2 separate regions of the Homo sapiens genome follow, and region 1 is linked to region 2. The links are chromatin loops, found by intact Hi-C in ENCODE. Cell type or tissue: CD14-positive monocyte. All regions are shown on one strand.

Region 1 (8,000 bases), 950 kb before region 2:
AACAATGTAGGGGGGCTCTAGCAGCTGGGAAAGATGAGGGACAAATTCTCCTGCAGAGGCCCCAGAAGAAACACAGCCCTGTCGACACCTTGACTTGAGAACCTCTGACCCCTAGATCTGAATGACAATAAATTTGCGTCACTTTAAGTCACTAAGTTGGTGGCAATTCATGACAGCAGCCATAGCAAACTAATGTAGTCACTAAAGTGCTCTCCTAAGCCTTTCTTTAATTTTTTCATCCTTTACCTTTATCATCCCCATGATTAGTTTTTCTCAACCATTCATAAGACCATATGACTGTAGCTATATAGATTTACTCACCACTCACCTTCTGACACACACTTCCAGAGACAGCCCAGGCAATTGTGTGATCTCTATTTGATTGTTTTTTTGTTTGTTTTTTGAGACAAACTCTTGCTCTGTCACCCAGGCTGGAGTCCAATGGTGCTATCTCAGCTCACTGCAATCTGCGCCTCCTGGGTTCAAGTGATTCTCCTGCCTCAGCCTCCTGAGTAGCTGGGATTACAGGCACCCACCACCACGCCTGGCTAATTTTTGTATTTTTAGTAGAGATGGGGTTTCACCTGTTGGCTGGGCTGGTCTCGAACTCCTGACCTCGTGATCCACCCACCTTGGCCTCCCAAAGTGCTGGGATTACAGGCTTGAGCCACAGTGCCTGGCCCTTGATAGTAAATTTTTTTACACCAAAAACCTTAGACTTTTCTTTTGTCATAAAAAAAGCTTAGCTTAGCAAATTTCCTTTCACATAGAGGAAATTGGAAGTTCTATATGGCACCTGTAAAGTGTGTTATATGACATATGTAAAGCCTGTTACATGGCATATGCAAAGTGTGCTATATGGTACATGTAAAATGTGTTTTGATAGCACATATAAAGCCTGTTACATGGCACGTGTAAAGCATGTTATATGGCACATATAAGGTGTTTAGATAATACACGTAAAGTGTGTTACATGGCACATGTAAAGTATGTTCTATGGCACATTAAAGCTCTTCATTTCCCTCTTTTACTTGCTTTGAATGGAATCACATTACATCTATTAGATTCCATAAGTCACACACACACATATATCCATATATCAAATTAACCATATGCAAGCTACATATGCGTATTTGCAGAACTAGGTAGAAAATGTATATTCTTTTCACTCAAGAGGAAGATATGTTTTCTGATAATATCACATATTGGGTTTACTATTCAGGGAGCTATTTTAGAAATAAATTTTATGAAAGTCAACACCCCTTTTAAGCCCTTTATACAAAGAGCAAATCACGCAAAAGATAAAAACTGTTGTGCTTATGTAATCAATTGAAAATAGCAAGAAATGAAAAGAGGTGATTGGCAAAACAAAATGCTTTTGCAATCTTGGCTTGATTAAGCCAGAGTATCATTACTAATGTTGAATGGTAATTTACCCAGTGTTAGCACAAAACGAGGTTAGGAGTTTATTTCTGAATTTTAAGCATACAGAAAGAACATTTGATTTCATTTTTGCTGCAAACTAGCAAAACTGAGATGATTTTGCTGGTTTAAAGCACCTTCTACTTCTATTGTGCATCACAGTGAGTGGTCAGTGGGTGTATCAGCCAGGGTCCTTGAATCCAATCCAGCAGGCCACCTGCTTTTGTAAATAAAGTTTTATTGGAACATGGCCACACTCATTCATTTACGTATTGTCTGTGGCTGGTTTTTTTTTTTTTTTTTTTTTTTTTTTTTGGTACAACGGCAGTTGAGTAATTGTAGCAGAGACCATATGGCAGGCAAAACCTAAAATAGTTACTCCCTGGCCCTCTACAGAAAACATTCGCTGACCCTGTTCCAGAAGGAAACAGAAGGCACACTCCAGAGGGTTTAATAAAAATTATTCAGTGACGGAACTATTTACAGAGGTGTGGACGGGTTTACGGGAACCGTGAAAGACTGGGGTACACTGGGACTAACGATAGCAGGGAGCAATTTCCTCTTCCAGGCCTTCCAGGCTGGGAGGAAGCTGTGTACCGGAACTGGGCAGAGCTGCAGGCATGAAAGAAGGGCCTGGGAGGGAAGAGAAGAATATACAACCCAGCCTCTTGTCTTAGGCGGCTCGGGCTGCTGCAATAAAAAACCCCAGACTGGGTGACTTCAACAACAGAAATTTATTTGTTCACATTTCCGGAGGCTGGAAGTCCAAAATCAAGGTCCAGCAGGGCTCAGCCTCTGGGGAGCTTTCTCTTCCAGGCTTGCAGATAGTTGCTTTGTCCTTACATGACCTCTCCTCTGAGCTGTGTGTGGTGAGGCAGGGAAGGAGGGAGGGAGAGAGTGAGGGAGAAAGAGAAAGAGGGAGAAGGAGAGAGACAGATCTCTTCCTCTTCTCCTAAAGCCACCAATCTCGTAGCATTAGGAACCCGCCCTTATAACCTCATTTAACCTAAGTTACTTCCTGACTCCAAATACAGCCATACAAGGGGTGAGAGCTTCAAGATAGGAGTTTTGAGGGGACACGTGTTTAGTCCATATCACCTCTTTACCTCTCATCTCCTGACGGTGTCTCCCCCTCTCATGGCCCAACCCGACAGGAAGCCAGAGGGTGGGGAGCCGAGATGATGCTGTCTACGTAGAGCAGCCTCTGACCACAGAGTGGGGAAGAGAAAGCTGTACTATAGATGGGAGGTGGGGAAGGGCAGGGAGGCAAACAGAGAGCAATCAAGACAAGGGAGAAGTGTAGAAAATGTAGCTGAAGAGAAAAAAAGTTGCTTATAGAACTGTCCATGAGGAAAATGAGAATATGCCTTGTTTTAAAACCTCAAAGGACTGATTCACACTCTTATTTAGTGGAAATACATCAAGAGACTGCAAGCTTAACTTTCTCACAAACACATACATCTAAAAATAGCCTTTTGGAATCTAATTTATTGGTAAGCAAAGGATTGCAGCATTTGACTTACAATTAAGGTGTCACCTCCAAGTTAATCATAGGTCCATGGTTTGAATAGCTTAGATTCTCAACTTTCCAGAACATTTAGTAAGCGCTTGTGAAAAAGCTAAGAGCTCTGAAGGATAGAGGGGTTTATAGAAGATGTGAGACTGGTACCCTAATGCCTTCGTCAGGATCAGTATGGAGCAGACCCTCAGGACTGCAGAAGCAAGATCAATTCCTTTTGACAGGAATGACCAGTCAAAGACATGATGCAAAAGGCAGCATTTAAGGTACTCTTTAAAAAAATTTTATTATTATTATACTTTAAGTTTTAGGGTACATGTGCACAACGTGCAGGTTTGTTACATATGTATACATGTGCCATGCTGGTGTGCTGCACCCATTAACTCGTCATTTAGCATTAGGTATTTCTCCTAATGCTATCCCTCCCCCCTCCCCCCACCCCACAACAGTCCCCGGTGTGTGATGTTCCCCTTCCTGTGTCCGTGTGTTCTCAGTGTTCAATTCCCACCTAAGAGTGAGAACATGGACTTTTGTTTTTAACTAAGGGAACAAAGTCCTTTGATCCTTAAGGGGGTTTTGAGCCCAGCCTCGGTGTAGTTACCATTTATATCCACAAGATGGCAGGCACGACCCGGGAAGAGCCTGCAGTAGCCACCTCTGGATTTCAAGGTCTCCAGGCTCAGCCAGCTGGTGAGGTCTCTTGAGTCTCAAGAGAGGTTAGTGGGCAATGGCTTAGAAGCTGGGATTCAATTAGTAGCTTTTCCTATGTGGGAAAAAGCATCAGATCAGAGGACAATAAAGTAGCTAGGAGAAGTCATGAGGACCTGAGAAAGGAGGTAAGCAAATTAAAGCAAAATCAAGCAAAATCTGGATAGAGGAAGTAGGGTCATTTTAATAAAGAGTTGTTGCATGGCGAAAAAATCACAGGGACAGGCGGAAGGTCGGAGGAGCCAGAACGCCGGGTTGGAAAGTGAAAGGCTAAGAGATAAACCAGGCAGCAGAATGGAGGAAGTAGGGAAGAGGAGAGGGGCGTGTCAGGACAGCCAGAAGAGGTCTGAGCTTACAGTGCTATTCCTGCCCTCCTGTCCACATCCCTTGGTATGTCAAGGAGGGTTGACTGCTAGGATGGATTCTGACTTATTGGATCTTGGAGGAGGAGCAGGAAATAGAAGGCACAGAATAAGCCAAATCCACAGCCAATTCAGAGAATGGCAAACACTTCATTTTTAAAAAATTTAGATTCAAGAGCCACATGCACAGGTTTGTACTATACTGCATAATGCTGGGATTTGGACTTCTACAGAACCCATCACGCAAACAGTGAACATAGTGCCCAGTAAGTAGTTTTTCATCGCTTTCCCCTCTCTCTCTGTCCCCATTTTTGGAGTCCCCAGTGTCTATTTTTTCCATGTTTATGTTCATGTGTATCCATTGTTTAGCTCCCACTTATAAGTGAGAACATGTGATATTTGATTTTCTGTTTCTGTGTTAATTCACTTAGGATAATGCCTCAAGCTGCATCCATGTTGCTACAAAGGACATGATTTTCTTCTTTTTATGGCCGTATAGTATTCCATGGTGTATATGGAATTTTCTTTATTCAACGCACCATTGATGGGCACTTAGGTTGATTCCATGACTTTTTTTTGTGAATAGTGCTGTCATAAACGTAAGAGTGCAGATGTCTTTTTGACAGAACTGTTTATTTTCCTTTAGTAGATACCCAGTAGTGAGATTCCTGGGTTGAACGGTAGTTCTAGTTTTGGTTCTTTGAGAAATCTCCATACTGTTTTGCCTAGAGGTTGTACTAATTTACATTCCCACCAACAGTGTGTAAGAGTTCCCTCTACCACTGTTTTTCTCTGATGCACAGATATAACTATCTCACTCCAAATGTTTTACTTTTTTTTATTTTTAAGATCCAAGGTCTTGCTCTGTCATTCAGGGTGGAATGCAGTGTGAAATTATAGCTCACTACACTGCCACATCGATCTCCTGGGCTTAAGTGATCTTCTTGCCTCAGCCTCTTGAGTCGCTGGGACTATAGGCATACACTACTGTGACCAGCTATTTTAAAAATAATTTTTAAAAAAAAATTTAAAAAATAATTTTAAACTATGTTGCCCAAGTCGGTCTTCAACTCCTGGCCTCAAGTGATTTTCCTGCTTTAGCTTCTGAAAGTGCTGGGATTTCAGGTATGAGCCATCATGCCCAGCCCCAAACATTTTATTTTGTAATCAACCTCCAGTTATGTATACATGGCCTTGGCTTACTTCAGGATTTCAATGTAGTTTAGAGGTGTTTGCATTCATTAGAATCCCCCAGACATCTTAGATACCTACTTACCCCCAGTACAAATGGAGCCCTGCTTCAACCCAGAGTGTGAACCACCCTGCCAGTCCTCTTCTGACCACTTTAAAGAATGTGCTAAAACAAATGCACTGGGCAGTGTCAAAGAAACACAATTGGACATTAGTTAAATTGATGAAAAAAGATTGTGTTCAGTAACTACTGACAGCATTAGTTTGTTTCCTAATCAGAAGTACACTCATGTTTCTCTATTAAATGATTACCAGTGTTGATAAGGGGTGAGTTAGGCTAGTCACAGTCATTTCTAAAGTTATAAAAAGCCATGGGGATATAGTTTTAGAAGTACATCTAGAATCTGTATGACATTAAATCTCTAAGGAATCTTTGAAGTACTCTAGTATAGTCTAGTTCTGTCTGAATAGCGTTGGCTTCCCCAAGAGCACTTATCTATTAGGGGTGAGTGGGATTGGTGGAAGTCTGGTTTTGATAGCCATCTTGACACAATACACATGGTCCATAAAGAGCACTGTTCTTTGGAAATGAACATACGGAAAAACACAGGTGTTCTGACATGTTGGCCAGGGTGATTTGCCACTTCATCATACTGTGGGTAGGAGTTTGAAATATCCACTGCTGAACATTTTGAGGTTTTAAAATTAGGATGGAAACCAAGTTTTCTATCAGTGGAATATCTGTATTCTTCCAGAAATTGAGCTTCATATTCTTGCTTCCAAGTCTCTGCTCCATCCTTTTTATCACCACTGCTTCTCTTTGAGGTTTTCTTTTTGGCTCTTAAGACATCTCTCACACTCTTGCCACACTGTTAGCCTCTGACTGCTCCCTTCAGTCCACTTTCCACTGGGCCGTGGCCTGCAATTCACTCCTACCTTCCTCTTCTCTGAGGCTTTTCATATCTCACTTGATATTCAATGCCGTGGATTATATTTGCATTTTTTCTCCTTTTAACATAAGGGATCCTTTCCTTCAGATCCAATTACTGGAAGAGTATAGATATATCATAACAAGTCTGTTATAAAATCAAGAAAATAGAAATAACTAGAAACACTTAGATGGAAACCCAGTTTTGGATTAGCTCAAGGGAGCTACATTTTACCAAAGCAGTTTCTGCTTTTAATCTTTGTAGTGGTTGCAAAATTCCTACTTTCTTCTGCTTTGACCTTCTTGATGCTAAACTTTCCTTTTCGGATACATGTAGTAGAGAGGGAAATTAGGGCAGAAATGATCATCTTGCATAATGTCACAAAGGAAGAGTATGAATAGCAACAACGCTCAGTATTATAAAACTGTCATTGGTCATTTATTTTTATAATCCTAATTAATTTCCATGGGGATTTTTTTATGTTATCAAGAAAGAAAAGCAAAGGTTAAACCTTGGGAAAGTATGCTAATAATTTAGCTACAGGAAAGCTGAGAAGGAAGCACACCTAAGACCGTAAAACTCTAGGCTCAGGATCTACTGATTTTAATTTTGTGATAATTCCCGTAGGATTTGACTGAATTGTTTTTACATCAACAATTTGCTTAAGCAAACCCATTCATGGTTGACAAAGGTTCAGGGTTGTTTACTAGCAGGGTCCTTTATATACATAATTGACAAACACTAATCATAAAGGACTATGTGTCTGTTTGTTGTAGGAGATTTTCTAAAGATCTTTGCCAGCAGACTTTTGCTAGTTCAGATCCAGTTGCTGTGTGTATTTGAGAATAGCAGCTGCTTTTCCTTCAAGATATTTTGTTTATTTATTATTTCATCAAATAAACATTTGACTACTTACAAGTAAATTTATTAATTTAGAGTTTTCTAATTAGCAAAATATTATAAAATTTACCGAGTTTAGGCGAATGTAAGTCACTAGGTAAATTCGCTGTAGGGTATTAAAAATAACGTTACCTGGGTTTTTGTACTGAATGCACAACTTATTAGTTGGGTGACGGTGGGCAAGTCACCTAAGTAGCCTCTTCCTTAGTTTGCTTAGTTGTAAAATGAGGATGTTATCTACCTGCTTGCCATCTTAGGATTTTGGCAAGGATAAAAAGAAATAATTTGGCCTTGCATGATAGCTCATGCCTATAATCCCAGCACTTTTGGAGACTGAGGTGGGAGGACTGCCTGAGCCCAGGAGTTTGAGGCCAGCCTGCACAACATAGCAAGATCCCATCTCTACAAAAATAAATAAATAAATAAATAAATAAAAAATTATCCAGGCATGGTGGCATGTGCCTGTAGTCACAGTTACTTGGGAGGCTGAGGTGGGAGGATTACTTGAGCCCAGGAGTTTGAGGTTGTGGTGATCCATGACGGTCCCACTGCACTCCAGCCTGGGGGACAGAGCAAAACCCTGTCTCAAAAAGAAATAATTTTTGTAAAAATTTTTTTTCTGAATTGTAAAATGTTACATAATTGTGAATACATTGGCATTGGCCTTTGGCAGCTAAATTGGATGATATAATGGTGTATTTCTCATCTAACTTCTACTATTTTCAGCTTGTTTGTAGGACATTAGAAATTGAAACTGTCAGCAAAATTATCCATTTGCATTTCCAAAATAGCACCTGGAAAAATCTCTTATGCCCAGGTTGACCATAGTGAGGCACTGAGGCTCCTGGAACTGTCTTGCTGGAGACATCACAGCTTGTGGGTGGTCAAGTGAAACAGTCTTCCTGGCCTGCTCTGAGTTCTACTAGACCGGGAAGTGTATATCTCGTGTCCTGGGTGTATCTAGTCTTC
Region 2 (8,000 bases):
ATATTCTCCCAGATAGCCCTACTCAATAAAAAATAAGGAGTAAAATTTTCTTTTGTTCCCAGAATCCTGATCTCTTTTACTATTACTACTATAATTCATTTTCATTATGGGCTGATCAAACCCACAGGGAACCCAGAAACCTAACCAGCATTTTCCCCAAAATATAGTATCTCTAGGACTAGGCTCTAAACAATTGACTGAAAAGTAAACTATGGGGACCTGATATATTCATAACTTGGAAACTGCCTGTGCACAGTATTTTTTATGGATGATTTGTTTTCCTAATTATGATTTGTTAAGCTTAATTCTATAGTCAGTTACCATTCCATGAGTACACACTGGGGGGATTAATGGCTTAAGAGTAATCCATATTACCAAGGATATAGACAGTCACGCACCACATAATGATGCTCAGTCAACAATGGTATACATATAGGATAGTGGTCCCATAAGACTATAACAATGTATTTTACTGTACTTTTTCTTTGTTTCAATATGTTTAAATAACACAAATACTTACCATTGTTACATTTGCCTACAGCATCTAGTACAGTCACATGCTGCACAGCTTTGCAGCCTGGGAGCAATATGCTATACCGTATAGTCTAGGTGTTTAGTAGGCTAGGTCATCCAGGTCTGTGTAAATAAATTCTGTAATATTCACACAATGACAGATTTGGATAGCAACACATTTCTCAGAAGGTATCCCCATCGTTAAGCAATGCATGACTGTGTATCTGTGTATCCTTTTTTTTTGGAGACGAGAGAAATCTTCTACACATGTGAAACATATATGTATGTATACACACAATATAGATAATATGAATATATATATTTCACATTTCAAGACTTGAGTCCTGTCCCCACAAAAAACAAATAAACAAACAAACAAAAAAACACCTAGAAAAGGAAAATCGAACCCAAATCTTGCTTCTTAGGAGAAATTAAGCAAGAAAGACGTAAAGAAGAATGATTTAAAATAAAAAAAAATATGGGGGAAATAGTTTGAGTTAGGATTAATGGTGATTACATTCATTAAAGTTAGATCTGGACAAGTTTTGAACTTGGTATAGGCTGGAGTCCTAGAGATTCTAGGAGTGAATGAGGAAGGAGAGGACCTGGTTCAGGAGCAGGGGCTCAGGAAAGCCCCCACTGGTGTATATTTGGTGATTGTTTCATCAAGTTGGAAAGAACCTTCCTTCCAGCATCAAGAGCTGAAAAAAAATACAGGTCTCCAAGTAGTGAAGCAGGAGCTCCAAAGCCAATGGACACTTTAGCCTTCTCTGAACACTACAGTAACCATGGAATGTTTTAATTCCAGTCACCCTGTGAAGTGCAGAATTCTAAGAGTGGCCTAATGCCCCACGCTGATGTACAATTCCCTCCTTTTGAGTGTGGGTGGAACCTCTGAAGATGAGGAGATATCACTCCCTTAATTATGTTATGTTAAATGGCAAAAAGTTGATTATTTTAGTGGGCCTAATATAATTACATGAGCCTTTTAAAAGCTGGCATAGGTGTGCTTTGGCAAAATGATCTGATCATCAAGTGATATAGCTTAGTTAGTCCACACACAACCACTTCCCCAAAGGACACCCCGAGTGCCAGTTGCGGATGGCACCAGATATCAGTTACAAGCTGGACCTGGAATTAGCACATCCTTCCCACAATATAATCATTTCCAGGTCATGAGCCACACTTCTCAAATAGGAGCTCACTGTTTAATGAAGTAACTCACTCCCATTTAGACAGCTCCAAACATTACGGAGTTCTTTCGTGTCTCCTTAGAACTTATACCTGTTGTACTATTTGTAAAACAAATACAATTTTATACTGTAAGAGCTGTGTCAAAGAAGTTCATTCTTTCATGTGACAGCCCTTCCATTATTTGGAGGTAGAAATAGGTTTCTCCTAAGTGTGCCTGAGCCCTTTCTCCTTCTACTGGAAATATTCCAGGCTACACTGTTGTTTAAAGCTAACACCAAACCCCAGATGTGTCTGACCTGTACCAAGTAGAAGATACTTCCTTCCTCACTGTTAGCACCTTTATTAAATGCTGCCTAAAGTTGCTTTAAAATATTTAGCTGTTATATCACATGATGAAATCATTTTCATATAACAGGAAGTCATTTCCAATCTTGTTTTGCATATATACAAATAATTTATTAGCTAATGCTAATAAATAAAATTTTCAAATAGGACAAATACAAGATGTTACTGGTTTTTTTTTTATTGTGTAATACAGGGTATGGGAGAAATGATAATACCTTTTCCTCATCCAATTACAGGTTCATGGCTGAGACCCCTATAACAAAAGAGAGATGAACAAGAGCAAAACATACAGACTTATTTAATATAAATTTTACCTGACGTAGGAGCCTTCAGAAAGGAGACCCAAAGCCCCAGGAAAAACTGTATTTGTATTGACAGTCACACAGTAGTGTGATTGGAGGACCAATGGGTGTGATCTAATGGTGATAAGCTGGGGGAACTGAACAAGGCCTGTCTGTTTGGATTCTTCATGTCCTCTCTGTGTGACATTCCTTTCTTCAGGGTATGAGGGTTATTATGGGAGGAGAGAGGTAGATGGTCAGAGAGTGGTCTTCCTGTGTTTTATGACCTACTTCAGGGAAGAAGGTATGAAGGGAATTCTAGCTTCTATGGCCCACTTCAGGGGAGTCAGGGGACAGAAGAATGTCAGTTTCTATGATCTGCTTCAGGAGAGAGGGAATAGGAGAAAGTCAGAGATGTCCCTGCTTCCACTGTTTTCTCAAGTTACTCAGTATGCCTAGGGGCTATATTTTGAGGTAGCATTTTCTGCACCCCATCTATAGATTTTTCAATTCTTAGAGTAAATAAACAAAAACCAAGATTTTTCTTCGGACCTGAAACACTAAAAGAAAAATCTAGAAAGAAAATCAGACACACAAACACCAAATGGAAGAATAAAAAACTTAAAAGGAAATAGAATCTGGCAATCAAATAATGTTGCTTTGACTCTCATTTTAGCTAAAAAGCAAGCGAGTTTCAATATTACTATTCATTACATTACATTCATTTCTATCGTAGAGAGATAAATCAATTTATTTTTAACAGCTTTGTTAAGAAATAATTTACACATCACTCAGTTCACCAATTTAAAATGTGTAGTTCAACGGTTTTTGGTATATTTATTAGCAGTGCTACGCAACCATCACTACAGCCTAAATATTAAAACCTTTCAATTTCATCCCCCCAGAAAGAAACCCTGAAATCCCTTTTTTCATAATGGTGAGGCAGAAGGCATTGTAATCCATTCTGGGTCATGGGGAACAAGTACATTGGGAAGCAGGATAGGGAAAGGGGAGCCAGACGTAGCTAGAGGAGGGTCGGTATTCTTCATCGATCGCACGGGCTTCCTGTGCTTCTACTAAAAGACAGCTTCCAGACGGCTTTCCCTAGTAAATTTCGCCGGTGGAAAATTCACTGTGTGATTCCATTTAAGCCTCATGGGAGTGTCAGGCCTTATAGAAAGGCTGAATTGTGAATCACATTCCACTACAGCTTTCTCCCTTTCCTTTCAAAAGGAGTTCAGGCTGAAGTAGAATCTAAGCACCATGTGTGTTTTGCTTCAGCAAAGAGGCAATTGTAATCCAGCGGCGCTGTGTTTTAGCTAGGCAGTTTTAAAACAAATACTTGCATTGGGTTGCTTTTATTAAGCCGCGTGGCTTTCTTTCTCTTTCAGAGACCAAAGTGTTAAAGTAAATCTAGTGCATTTTATTTTAAACGATCAGAATGTGACGAGAACGTTCATTGGCATGAAACAACTATAACAAAATCCACAAATCTTTTCCTTTCTGAGAATTATACACTCCGGATTGATCTAAGAATTGACTGAAATTGGCACACTGGACAGCTCTGTATTCGGGTCTCTCCTGCCTCATCCCTGCCACAGTTTGGGTGAATCTGGATGTCTTGACACTGGACACATCAAATACTAAAGTGGATATATTATTCTGATATTAAAAGCTTTGGTGAAAGTCCTCCTTCAAAAATGCTATTCTTCTACGTACAACTTTTCTGAAGAAACAAAGGAAAACACAGCTTCTGGTTTGTGTTTTGGTCTGAGAAGACAGGCAGCGCCTTGCTTTGTGAAGTTCTGTTCCTCTGTTCTGCCCTCTGCCGGCTGAAGGAAGTACTACTGGCACTTCGTGAGTTGCATTTATGCATTTATTTTAGCAAACCTGGGCACATTTTCTGACCTGCACAGTTAAAACAGCTAAACGCAATGCAGTGGTCAAACTTAAAATTACCAAAGGCAAATACAATTTCTTCTACCCACTCCTCGCCCTAGCCTCGTCCTACACCCACGGAATGTGGAAAGGTGATGCATGCAGGGCTGGGGGCATGACAGCTGATTGTGCAGCCTGCCTTTCTGCCAATGAAATACTAGCGTAATGATTGGAAAAGGGGTGAATTTCCAAGGGCAGAAGTTTCCCTTGGAGGTCTCAGGACTAGAACCCGGGCTTCTGTGTGAGCTACAGCCACATCGTAGGTTTCTTGGCACTGAACGTGCTGTTTTGTGGCCCTTATCCTCTGAGTTGAGATGAGCAATCTTTTCCTGGCCATGTATTGTCTCTGAGCTAGAGACAGTTACCAACTGCTACTTCTTAAAACAAAACAAAACAAAAACCTTTTTTAAAAATTAAGCAGTTTTTAGTTTAATTGCAACTTTTTTTTTTTTTTTTTTTTTTTTTTTTGAGACGGACCCTCGCTCTGTCGCCCAGGCTGGAGTGCAGTGGCGCGATCTCGGTTCACTGCAAGCTCCGCCTCCCGGGTTCACGCCATTCTCCTGCCTCGGCCTCCCGAGTAGCTGGGACTACAGGTGCCCGCCACCACGCCCGGCTAATTTTTTTTGTATTTTTAGTAGAGACGGGGTTTCACCGTGTTAGCCAGGATGGTCTCGATCTCCTGACCTCATGATCCGCCCACCTCGGCCTCCCAAAGTGCTGGGATTACAGGCGTGAGCCACCGCGCCCGGCCTAATTACAACTTTTAAGGCCTCCTTTTCTCCTGATTTTTGGATATCAGAGATAAAAAAGCAACAAACATTTGTAGAAATAGATCGCATTTAAATTACTTTAAATAGCAATACATTTCTGCCATTTACATGTTTCTTTGGGTTAACCCAAAAGTTCAAAGGTTATATCAAAATTTATAAGTTGAAGTAAATACATGTTATTCACAAACTCAACGATAAGTGAGTATAATATGAATTTAAGTAGTGTTGCTAAAAATATCAGAAGTAATGTGAAGTGAGATTTAGACTAAATTTACAGTTTAATTTACAATGGTCTTTCCACCTCTGAAATAAAAGACTTTTATTTCACTTTGATATTATTAAGTTACATTGGTTTTCCTTTCCCCAAAGAAATGGCATTTAAAATTCCTGGGCATGTGTGCACGGAGGACTTTGCTGCTAACTTGCATAGAGGAAAGCACACTAAGCGTGGCCTTGAACACAGGCTGGCATACTTCAGTGCCCCGTGGACTCAATTCATGCCACTTCCTGAGCATCCATCCCTGACTGCTCGTCTTGCTTTGAGAACACTCGGTACACATCTCACTAAAGCCTGGTCTCAGTGGATTATGCACCGTGTGAGTGCTTCTCTCCACTCCTCTCAGGGCTTCTTTTATGCAGTGGACCTTGTTTGACTCATCTCTGTGTCCTGGCAGCCAGCACAGTGCCTAGCCCCAGCATGTGTGCATGTGTGTGTGTGTGCGTGTTTCAATCCTTGTACACTGAATGAGTAAATGTGGTTCAGGCACTAGGCATTTCCATTGTCTGTTTGATGGTTGCATTTGCTCAAAGTTAACATGAAGGAATACAGGAAGATCAGACAAACTTAATAGAATTTTGACTTTTAAATAATTGACAGAACTATAAAGACTTGTGCCTTATGCTGTACTATTTGAACTCGAGAAGAGAAGAACATTGGTTGAGTCACCAGGACCAACCCCTTCTTATTATATTCTTATTTTCTAGTATGTATTCTGGAATGAGAAAGAGAGAGACAGAGACAGAGAAGAGATGTATACTATACGTAATCTGCATTCAAAAAACAGAACGTGTCTCAAGAAGAACGTGATCAGAAAAGCATTATATTTGAAGACTTTCAAAGATAGAAAAGCATAAGCCAGAAACGATCAAAATGAAAAAATAAACAATACTAGAGTTGGAGCAATAAATCAAAACCTGATTTCTTAAACTAACCAGGAAAATTGACAAATCCTTGGCAAGGTTGATCAAAGGGGAAAAAAGAAATGCTACAAATAAGTGATGTTAGCAGTGAGAAAAGGGACATAATTACAGATAAATGTATGGGATATAGCTACAGTTATATAATCCCTGATATACTCAGGGATTCAAGAAAGCATGAGAATATTTTGTACACATCTGAAAATTGTAGACACAACTATTAGCTTTCAAAAATATATACATTACCAAAATTCGCTAAAATAATAGAATATTTCAAGACAATAATAATCACAGAAGAAGATAAGGTGGTCAAAAATCTATCTCTAAAATAAGCATGAAATTCAGAAAATGTTAGGTGATTTCTACTGAATCTTTAAGAAACAAATAATTTTTATATTCTGAAACTACATCCAGGTAGTAGAAAAAGACTGCAATTATCTTAACTAGAAATAGAAATTAGACTGGAATTAGAAAAGGCTAACAAAACTCTGATACCAAATTAGATTAAAGAATACACACAGACAAGGAAAACTGGAAGTCAGTCTCACTTGTAAATGTGGATGTAAAACTCCTAAATAAACTATTAGGAATTAAAATTATAAGAATGACTCTAAAGCATTAAAAATGTGGACAAAGTGCCATTTATATGAACTATGTGTAGCTAGTTCAATTTAGCATATCAATTTTTTTATCTATGTTAACAAATGAAAGAAAAAATGTATTATTTGATTCTGAAAAAATATTTAATACAAAACCTACTTGATTTTCAAAGAAATAGCAAACAATAGACAAAACTTCTATCTTGCTGTGAATAGCAAGCATCATAATCAATGGTAAGACATTAAGTGCTTATCAATAAAAGTTAGGAACAAGATATGTTTACCTGTTATCTCAGGTATTATTCAATACTATAATTCCTAGTCACTACAGTTAATTCAAAACGTGTAGTGGGGTGACAGGAGAAAACTTCTATTATTTAAGATATTATTATCTATGTAGGACTAATAAAAGATTTAATCAAGTTGGCCAGAATAAAAATTAATAAGCAAACACAAATGGTTTTTCTTGTACACTACCCTACCAATTAGATTTTTTTAGTGCTCTTTACCATAGTAACCAATATCATCAAACAGCTGGAAATAAATATACAAAGAAAAATATAAAACCTATTGAAGACAACTATTAAACTTTTGTGATATATTATACATAGAAGCCCTGAGTACACAGAAAAATACACCAAGCTCCTGAACAAGATACCAGTTCCTCTACAGTTATGATATGAAATTAATACAGTTCTGATCAAAGGGCCAGAAAGTGTTTCCATCAGTTCTAAAATGCTGACCTAAAAATGTATCTAAAAGAGGAAACATGAAAGAAGAGCCAAGAAATCTGAGGAAGAAGAAAGGGAAAAAAACTACAGAATATGGAAACACTTTCTCCGCCAAGTATCAAAACATACTGTTAGCCCCAGAAGAAGCAGAAAAGGAGTACACACTTGCAGGCCCTGCAGGTCCCAGAGAGACAGGGCAAGAACTCCATGTTCTCAATCACATAAATCACTTTTCTTCCCAAGGGAAGGAGAGAGTTAGTATGGGAGAGAGAAGTGGGAATTCCCCACTAGGAAACATGGGACTGAGTAATAAAGTTTCTCTAACACAAAGAATAAAGTTAAAGAAATTAAAACACTAATGTTGGCACAGGAATAAACATACTGCTTATGAGAATAGAAATAAATACCAAAATACATTCAAGTATGTGTAGA

The links. A loop is a pair of places that touch in the nucleus more often than their neighbours do. Peaks named below come from ENCODE experiments on the same cell type or tissue, not always from the same donor. Only the 100,000 strongest peaks of a DNase experiment are listed, where the experiment ranks them.
Region 1: a loop joins it to region 2, with 10 times the contacts of the local background. A loop is called at or near these places in 66 of 110 quality-filtered maps.

What each region holds. Positions count from the first base shown.
Region 1 is chr18:5,053,493-5,061,492 of GRCh38, reverse strand. No RefSeq gene overlaps it. Among named protein-coding and RNA genes, the nearest start is that of LINC01892, 24 kb to the left of the region's middle. In CD14-positive monocyte, CTCF peaks have their summits at 3,216 and 3,541 (motif pointing right); a DNase peak (open chromatin) is centred at 3,562; H3K4me3 peaks cover 1,838 bases; H3K27ac peaks cover 1,304 bases.
Region 2 is chr18:4,102,771-4,110,770 of GRCh38, reverse strand. All of the region lies in intron 2 of DLGAP1 (DLG associated protein 1), which reads left to right. Among named protein-coding and RNA genes, the nearest start is that of DLGAP1-AS4, 140 kb to the right of the region's middle. In CD14-positive monocyte, CTCF peaks have their summits at 3,974 and 4,173 (motif pointing left); no DNase peak of the experiment used is centred here.